Linked DNA regions of Homo sapiens: regions 1 and 2 are each linked to region 3. The links are chromatin loops, found by intact Hi-C in ENCODE. Cell type or tissue: heart right ventricle. All regions are shown on one strand. Region 1 overlaps LINC00504 (long intergenic non-protein coding RNA 504). Region 2 overlaps LINC00504 (long intergenic non-protein coding RNA 504). Region 3 overlaps CPEB2-DT (CPEB2 divergent transcript).

Evidence for each region. Hi-C counts contacts between places; a loop is a spot of excess contacts. Peaks named below come from ENCODE experiments on the same cell type or tissue, not always from the same donor. Only the 100,000 strongest peaks of a DNase experiment are listed, where the experiment ranks them.
Region 1: a loop joins it to region 3, with 2.4 times the contacts of the local background. A loop is called at or near these places in 24 of 110 quality-filtered maps.
Region 2: a loop joins it to region 3, with 2.9 times the contacts of the local background. A loop is called at or near these places in 25 of 110 quality-filtered maps.

The regions. Positions count from the first base shown.
Region 1 is chr4:14,833,856-14,836,355 of GRCh38, forward strand. All of the region lies in intron 2 of LINC00504 (long intergenic non-protein coding RNA 504), which reads right to left. Among named protein-coding and RNA genes, the nearest start is that of LINC00504, 53 kb to the right of the region's middle. In heart right ventricle, no CTCF peak of the experiment used is centred here; no DNase peak of the experiment used is centred here; H3K27ac peaks cover 1,240 bases.
Region 2 is chr4:14,841,232-14,843,731 of GRCh38, forward strand. The region is part of intron 2 of LINC00504 (long intergenic non-protein coding RNA 504); the gene reads right to left. Among named protein-coding and RNA genes, the nearest start is that of LINC00504, 46 kb to the right of the region's middle. In heart right ventricle, no CTCF peak of the experiment used is centred here; no DNase peak of the experiment used is centred here; H3K4me3 peaks cover 464 bases; H3K27ac peaks cover 2,309 bases.
Region 3 is chr4:14,916,004-14,918,503 of GRCh38, forward strand. The region is part of intron 7 of CPEB2-DT (CPEB2 divergent transcript); the gene reads right to left. Among named protein-coding and RNA genes, the nearest start is that of LINC00504, 29 kb to the left of the region's middle. In heart right ventricle, no CTCF peak of the experiment used is centred here; DNase peaks (open chromatin) are centred at 1,038 and 1,252; H3K27ac peaks cover 2,500 bases.

The DNA of each region.
Region 1 (2,500 bases), 82 kb before region 3:
TTCCTTTCTGACATTTTGTTTCAATGCAAATTTCGCTATTTTTCTATTCACTTGCTTTAAGTAGTTAAGACTATGTTTTAGGCCGGGCGTGGTGGCTCACGCCTGTAATCCCAGCACTTTGGGAGGCCAAGGCAGGTGGATCACAAGGTCAGGAGTTCGAGACCAGCCTGGACAATATGGTGAAACACGGTCTCTACTAAAAATACAAAAATTAGCCGGGCGTGGTGGGGGGTGCCTGTAGTCCCAGCTACTTGGGAGGCTGAGGCAGGAGAATCACTTGAACCTGGGAGGCGGAGGTTGCAGTGAGCCAAGATCGTGCCACTGACAGAGTGAGACTTCATCTCAAAAAAAAAAAAAAAAAAAGGAAACAAAAGACTATGCTGTAGGCCCACGTTCATATTTGACTTGCTCACCTAATGATGTGCTATAAGTATTAATACTTTGAGTTGCTATTATTTATCATCCCCACATGTCTGACAGCTTTTCCCAGAAAGGTAATTCAACCTGGCTTTTGAACCAAGGATTGGGAACTGAACCAGCAGGAATGGAAAAGGTAAGGAAAAGTATGCTTTAAGTTTTACTCAGACAGACTGAGCTCTGGGATGAGGATGCTTTGAAGCCTTGAAGATACTGACTCTTCTCCAGCCATCAGGCAGGCTGAACTGGAAAAGGCAGCAGGACTAGCCCCGGGAGCAGTCACATAGGAGGAGCCATAGTGGTTTAGAAAACAAAGCAAAACACTCAGGTCCACAGTTCCTGAGAGCCAGCTGATGTCAGAGCCTCTGAGACCACCTTCAGCTGCTCCCCATTTGGCCAGCCTGACAAGTTAGACTGGTTTATCCTCTACAGTTACTGTATGGAGATGCCAGACACTATCCCCAAACTCATTGCCAGGCACCACCCCCAAACTCACTGCACTAATAGTGAAGGGGACCCTACTTCTAAAATCTGGCAAAGGCTCTCTATTAATTGACCGGGATAGGGGTTGACAAAAGTTTGCTCTCAAGTGAGTAGATAGATAAGGCTCTGTGGGTGTCTTACAGTCTCTGCCATGTGTTCTTCTTTGTGTGGTTTTTTAAATAATCATTTTTTTTTAAATCCTTCTTAGGTCAGGCCACAGGTCAGGGCATATGGACTCCTAGGCAAGAACTTCTTTCCCTTTTTATTAAAAAATAAAATAAAACAGAAATCCTGAGAGTTGTTCTGAAATTGCTGAGACATGCTATGTCAAATCTAGTCCAGTCTTCATTGACATCCTGAGAGTAATCAGTACAGGGAATTAAACACTCCATGGGGGAGCCTCCAGTTCCCCTCAGGAGCCATGAGAGTGCACAGGAGTCCCATTAGGTTCTTCTGGAACTCACAACTCTTTTGAAGTTTAAGAAGATGCCTTCCCAGAATCATAAAAGTCTAACTATTACATTCAGCACATGATTTGTGACAATGATGAACTACAGGAAAAGAATTCCAGGAAGATCCATGGTTTCCTCTATTGTCATATTTACCAGAAGCACAAACACAAGACACATTTCCTTGACTTGGGGAACTTTTGAATTGAGTTATATGGGGAACTTTAACCAAGAGCTAGTGAGTATAAGAGGAGGCTGACTATCCAAACAGACAATGGCCCAGCTCTACATAAACGTAGAACTCTGACCCACAACTGGCAACCTGTCCAGAAAACCAATCCATCATCCACAGTAACAAACCCAGGAAGCCAGCCAGCTGTCTATAATCAGATGTACAGAAGTCAGGTTAGCAGTAACTGGTAATCTCTAGTCATTTGTCCAGGAAGCCAAACAATAACCCCTGTCACAGTAAATCCATGATGGCCAAGATTTTATTAATAACTGCCAGGCTTCCTAATTGTTGTCCCCACTTTCAGCTTAGGACCAACCAGCGAAAATTAAATATTCATCCCTAATTGATCGCATGGGATGCCCTGCTTTGAGTTAGCCCATGTTCAGATTTCCCAGGCCAACAGCCTCCACCCAGGGCACACCTGAGCCCTTCCCTTCTTTCCACTACAAATCCTTCCCACTCCCCTGCCTGCCTTGGAGTCTGGCATGTGATGGTAGCTAACTCCCTTCCTGTAGCAAGCTCTGAATAAATAGCCTTCCTTTGTTGTCATGTGGTTAGTCTTCACTTATTTTCACAAGGTTATGACTCTTTTCTCCATTTTACCTATTTTTATCATAAAACTTCACCAAATTTAGTGCCATTAATTCAGAATTACATAGAATTTAAAAGTAGACAATAACTCAGGGCCTCTCCAATTTGTCACACTAAAGCTATAAATAAGGAAAGTAAAGCACAGAAATATTTGGTCCAATGTCCCCTCTATGACATTAGGCTGCCTGCCTGGAAGTAGGATAATTTCCTACCATGCTGGGCTGAAGTTCATTCTCTGTGAAATAGAATACAGATTCCAATGAATTGGATGAGTGACATTTGTGTACACTATGTGTACACTGTCATGGTAGATATAAAAAGACATACA
Region 2 (2,500 bases), 75 kb before region 3:
GACAATCATCTCTTCAGAGCCCTAATGGCCTAATCACCTTTCAAAGACCCTACCTCTTAGTACTGTTACAATGACAACTAAGTTTCCAAGACATGAACATTTGTGGACGCTTTCAAATTACAGCATTCTGCCCTTGTTCCCTAAAATTCACGCCCTTCCTCTCACATGCAAAATATATTCATTTCATTCCAATAGCCCCCAAAGTCTAAACTCAGTCAAGCACCAACTCAAAAGTTCAAAGCTCAGAGTCTCATCTAAATTAAATACGGGTGAAGCTCAAGGCATAATTCATTGTGACACAAATTCCCTCCAGCTGTGAGCCTGTGAAATGAAGCAAGATATCTACCTCCAAAATATAATGGTAGAATAGGGATAGGATAGACATTCCCATTTCAAAAGGGAGAAACTGGCAAGAAAAGAAGGGTAGGTCATTCCAAGTAACTCCAAAACCCAACAGGGAAAACAAAATTAAGTCTTAAATTTGAAGAATAATCTCCTTTGACTCCTGAATCCTGAACACACCTGAGCATGGGTTGGGACCTACGCAGTTTGCCTATGCTGCTCTTACTGGTTGGAGTCTCATGCCTGAAGCTCTCCCAGACTAGCACTTCACATTGGTAGCTCTACAGATCTGCGGTCTCAGGAATGACCCCAATTCCACCACTCCACTACATGTTTCCCTACTAGAGACTATCTGCAGCCGCTCCAAACCCACGTTTCCCCTGGCAATGCCCTAGTAGTGGCTCTCTGCAGTGCCTCCACCCCTCTGACAAGTAAATACCACATGATATAAGAGGGAGTGTGAATGCTACTCCCCTGGGAGTGGCAGCCTGAGTCACACCAGGGGCCACTTGAGCCCTGGCTTGGGCAGCTGAGAAGCGCTGTGCCGAAATGCAGAGTGCAGAGTTCTGAGGCAGTCCTAGGAATGAATCTGTGGAGGGCATCCCAAACTCATCCCCTGAAACCATTCTACCCTCCTAGAGCTCTAGGACTGTGATAAGAAGGCAGCCTCAAAAATTTTTGTAATGAATTCTGGGTCCTCCTCCCATTGTCTTGATGAGTAGCACCTGGCTTTCTTCCAACGACAGAAATCTCTTTAGCAAATGTTCACTTGGCCACATCCTTAGTATTCTCTCCTGAACATTTTTTTTCACTCTTTACATGGCCAGGTTACAAATTTTCCAAATCTTTCCATTATGTTTCTCTTTTAAATATAAATTTTGCCTTTAAGTAATTTACTTACTATCATATCTCACTGTGTGGTTAAAAATAGCCATGCAGCAGCCTGAATGCTTTGCTGCTTAGATATTTCTTCCACCAGATATCCTAGTTGATCACTCTTAAGTTCCACATTCTATAAAGTCCTAGGTCACAGACACAGTTCTGCCAAGGTCTTTCCTACTTTGTAAAAAGGATGGCTTTTATCCCAGTTTCCAATACCTCATTTCCCATATGAGACCTCAACAAAATGGCCTTTACTGCCCCTATTTCTACCAACATTCTGGTCATGACCACTTAAGTAATCTCTAAGAAGACTCAAACTTTCCCTAAAGCTCTTCTCTTCTTCAGAACCCTCAACAGAATCACCCTTAATTTTCCATTCATGGCAATACAGGCTTTTTCTAGCCTCTGCCCATTATCCAGTTTTAGATTTTTGTTATAGCAACAACCCACTCCTGGTACCAATTTTGTCTTAGTCTGTTTTCTGTTGTTATAACACGATACCACAGACTGGGTAATTTATAAAGAACAGAAGTTTATTTGGTTATAGTTCTGGAGGCTGAGAAGCCCAAAAGCATGGCCCCGGCATCATGGCCTAATCACTTCTTAAAGACCACACCTCTTACTACTATTACAGTAGCAACTAAGTTTCCATCATGTTCAAATCACAGCATCCACACATATCAAGAGGTCTTCTTACTGGCCACAGTGAGAGAAGACTTGGTACAATGTAGGGAAGTACTTGGCTTCCTGTAAGCTTAATAAAACACCAGTTTTATTTTATTAAAGTGAGTCCTCAAAGCAATGCCAGTTACTGGCATTTTTAAAAAACTTATCTGGGCCATATAATAAGCTACACTGTCATTTCTCTCTTGTATGCTCAGAGTTTAATCTGTCACTTGGTAGTTGTAAAAGAGCAAATGAAGAGGTAGCTGTAGGATTTCCAGTATGTTACTAGTGTCTGTGTGACTCGCTCCAGGCTTCTTGCTTTCATAGCTCTATTTCTCAGTCTTTTATCTCACAAATGAAAGAAGGTAGGCCAAGAAAGATGTTCTACCTTAGTCACATCTAAAGGGTAAATCCATTGACTAGTTTTGAGGGATGTCTGATACATGTCAAAAATCCTAAAATTGTCTAGCTATTATTGAGGGCCAGGAACTCTAGCTTGGTTAGTCCTCTCAAATGATTTTCAGAGTAGGTTAGCATCTCATTTTAAGGAGTAGAGTTTGGGTATGTCATGAAAGTGTTTATGGGAGGCCAAAACACTAGTAAAATAATT
Region 3 (2,500 bases):
TTTGTACCAACCTAATACAATATAATTTATAATATAGATATTTTTAATAATATTTTTTGTAGAGATGGTGTTTCACCATGTTGCCTAGGGTGGTCTTGAACTCCTGAACTCAAGCTATCTGCCCACCGTGACCTCCCAAAATGCTAGGATTACAGGCATGGGCCACTATGCCTGGTCCAACTTTTCTTCCTAATAGGATCACTCTTTCCTCTTCACAAACTCCATACCTATTCCATGCCTCCTCACTGCACACTTCTGTTCAAACCTTTTTCTTTGTATCTTGAACACCTTCTCCTCTATTTCTACCTCTCCAAACCCTATCATTCTTGAAGTCTCTGTTAAAATGTTATCCGCTCCATAAAGTCTTCCTTGTTTGCCACCAAGTGACATTTCCTGTCTCTGAACCCTCATTTTACATCTTTTACACCTTTATTGTGGCATTAATCATTTTCTAATTTATATTTACTTACCCTCCTTTTCTATCTCTCCCCTTATTTTATTGAAGTCACAGAGACGTCTGTAAAATGAGAGTCAAACAAATAAACTGGAAAGTTCCTCTGTCCACAGGACTTTCAGAGAGAAGTTAAATGTGTAATCCTGATACCTTGACCACAGCTAAATGGACCAGGATACGACCCCAGTTCAAGACCAGCCAATCCCTAGACTGACCAGCAGCTATGAGGCAGCAGACAGGGGTGACAGTGATATGCTGGAGCTGGCTTATGCTAGCTTATGGGCCCCAACTGTTCCATTTTCAGGATTTGAGGAGCCAGGTGACGTTATGTTGACAGCTTGAAACCATCTCTCGTAGGAGTATTTGTGCCAAGGAAATTGGCAACACACAGGTGTCAGGGTTTCCCCTACCCCCACCCAACCTCCCACAGAGAACCAGTTATTAAACATTACCAGCACAACACTGATGATAGCAAACTGAACCTTCTCCCCAGGCAGTAGAAGTGTGAGACCTACAGAATGAGCCAGCGGTCCTTAACACAAACAAAGGCAGAACTAACTCAGAGAGGAGGCTGGGTGCAAAAGACAGGACACAGACAACGGCATGAGGCAGCAAAAGCCACAAGGCTGAGAGATAGGAATAGAAATAAGCTGGTCAGTAATGGCAGGTTCAGAATAAGCAGAGGCAGGGAGTGGTGGAATTGTGACGATGACAAATTCCTGGAGTAGAAACAAACAAGTGCCTCTGCCTCGGGATGATGACTAATCCTGCCTCCTGGATGCTTTGCTGGATCCCACATGACCTTTCTAATTCCTACTCATCTGTGGGGCTGGCTTTGCAGGGATTCCTTTTTTCCTCACTTTCCTGCCTCCCAGATAAACTCTCATCACAGAGGACGTGCAGCCCAGAGAACACAATAGAGTGACCATTGCACTTTACAGCTCATAAACTGCTTTCACATCTATCCTCACATTGAATCCTCATGATAACTTTGGCAGGCACACAGGACACCAGCTCTTGTGAGCCTCAGCCAACACATGAGATAAGGAAGCTGAGGCTCAGAGAAGCTGCAAGACTTGCCCAAATATATGAGGCTAGAACAAAAAAGAAATGACATATGATCCCAGGTCCTCTGGCCTCAGGATCAGGGGCTCAATCCACTTTGGGCATAGGTGAGCTGGGAAGTCCACATAAGATGGGAAATGCTTTAACACTTTGTCCTCTCAGATCACAGCCCATGAATGACAGCACGGTTAGTCAACCATCAGAAGGAGCGAAGAGGCCAAGAGATAGAAAAAGTGAGAGAAAAAAGAAAATGAAAGAGATGAGGAGAAAATGTGATTTGGAAGTTTGGGTATCACATATAAATAATATAATATATAGGTATGCACACACACATAAATATACATGTACAGTATACATGTAATATCACATTATGTATGTTATGTGGCATCAGACATACCTGGGTTAAAAATCTCAGCTTCCCTACTCATTGGACACGAGAACTTGAACAAGCCACTTACCCTTCCTGAGACTCTATTCATAAAATGGACATTAGTTTCTCCGTCCACTTTGTAAGATTCTGATAAAGCCTGATGAGAAAATGTATGTAAACTATCTGACACAAAGCTGTCCATAAAGTAATAATTTAATATATTTGATATTTAATTACTATTATTTTTAAGAAATAATTAAAACAATAAAAAGCTATAATCACTTAGTTATTAATTAGGATCATTAATCTGCCTTTATCCTAAAAAAAAAAAGTCAGCTAATGAAAGAACTCCTCTATATAAATCAAGGATATTTTATACATGTACACAGTCTGCTCTACCAAAAATTAAAAATATCATTGAAAACATACAGGATTCAAAATTAAATGTCTTTAAATAAAGCATAAAGCAAAAACAGCTGCTGCTGGAACTTGGTCCCTAGGCAGGTTTGATTTTTGAAAATGACAAAGAGGCCAAATTGTGCTTCGATTCCTGCCTGAACGGAGTGAGAGATGGGGTGTGACTGCCTCCCTGACAGCCTGCTTGGGGGAAG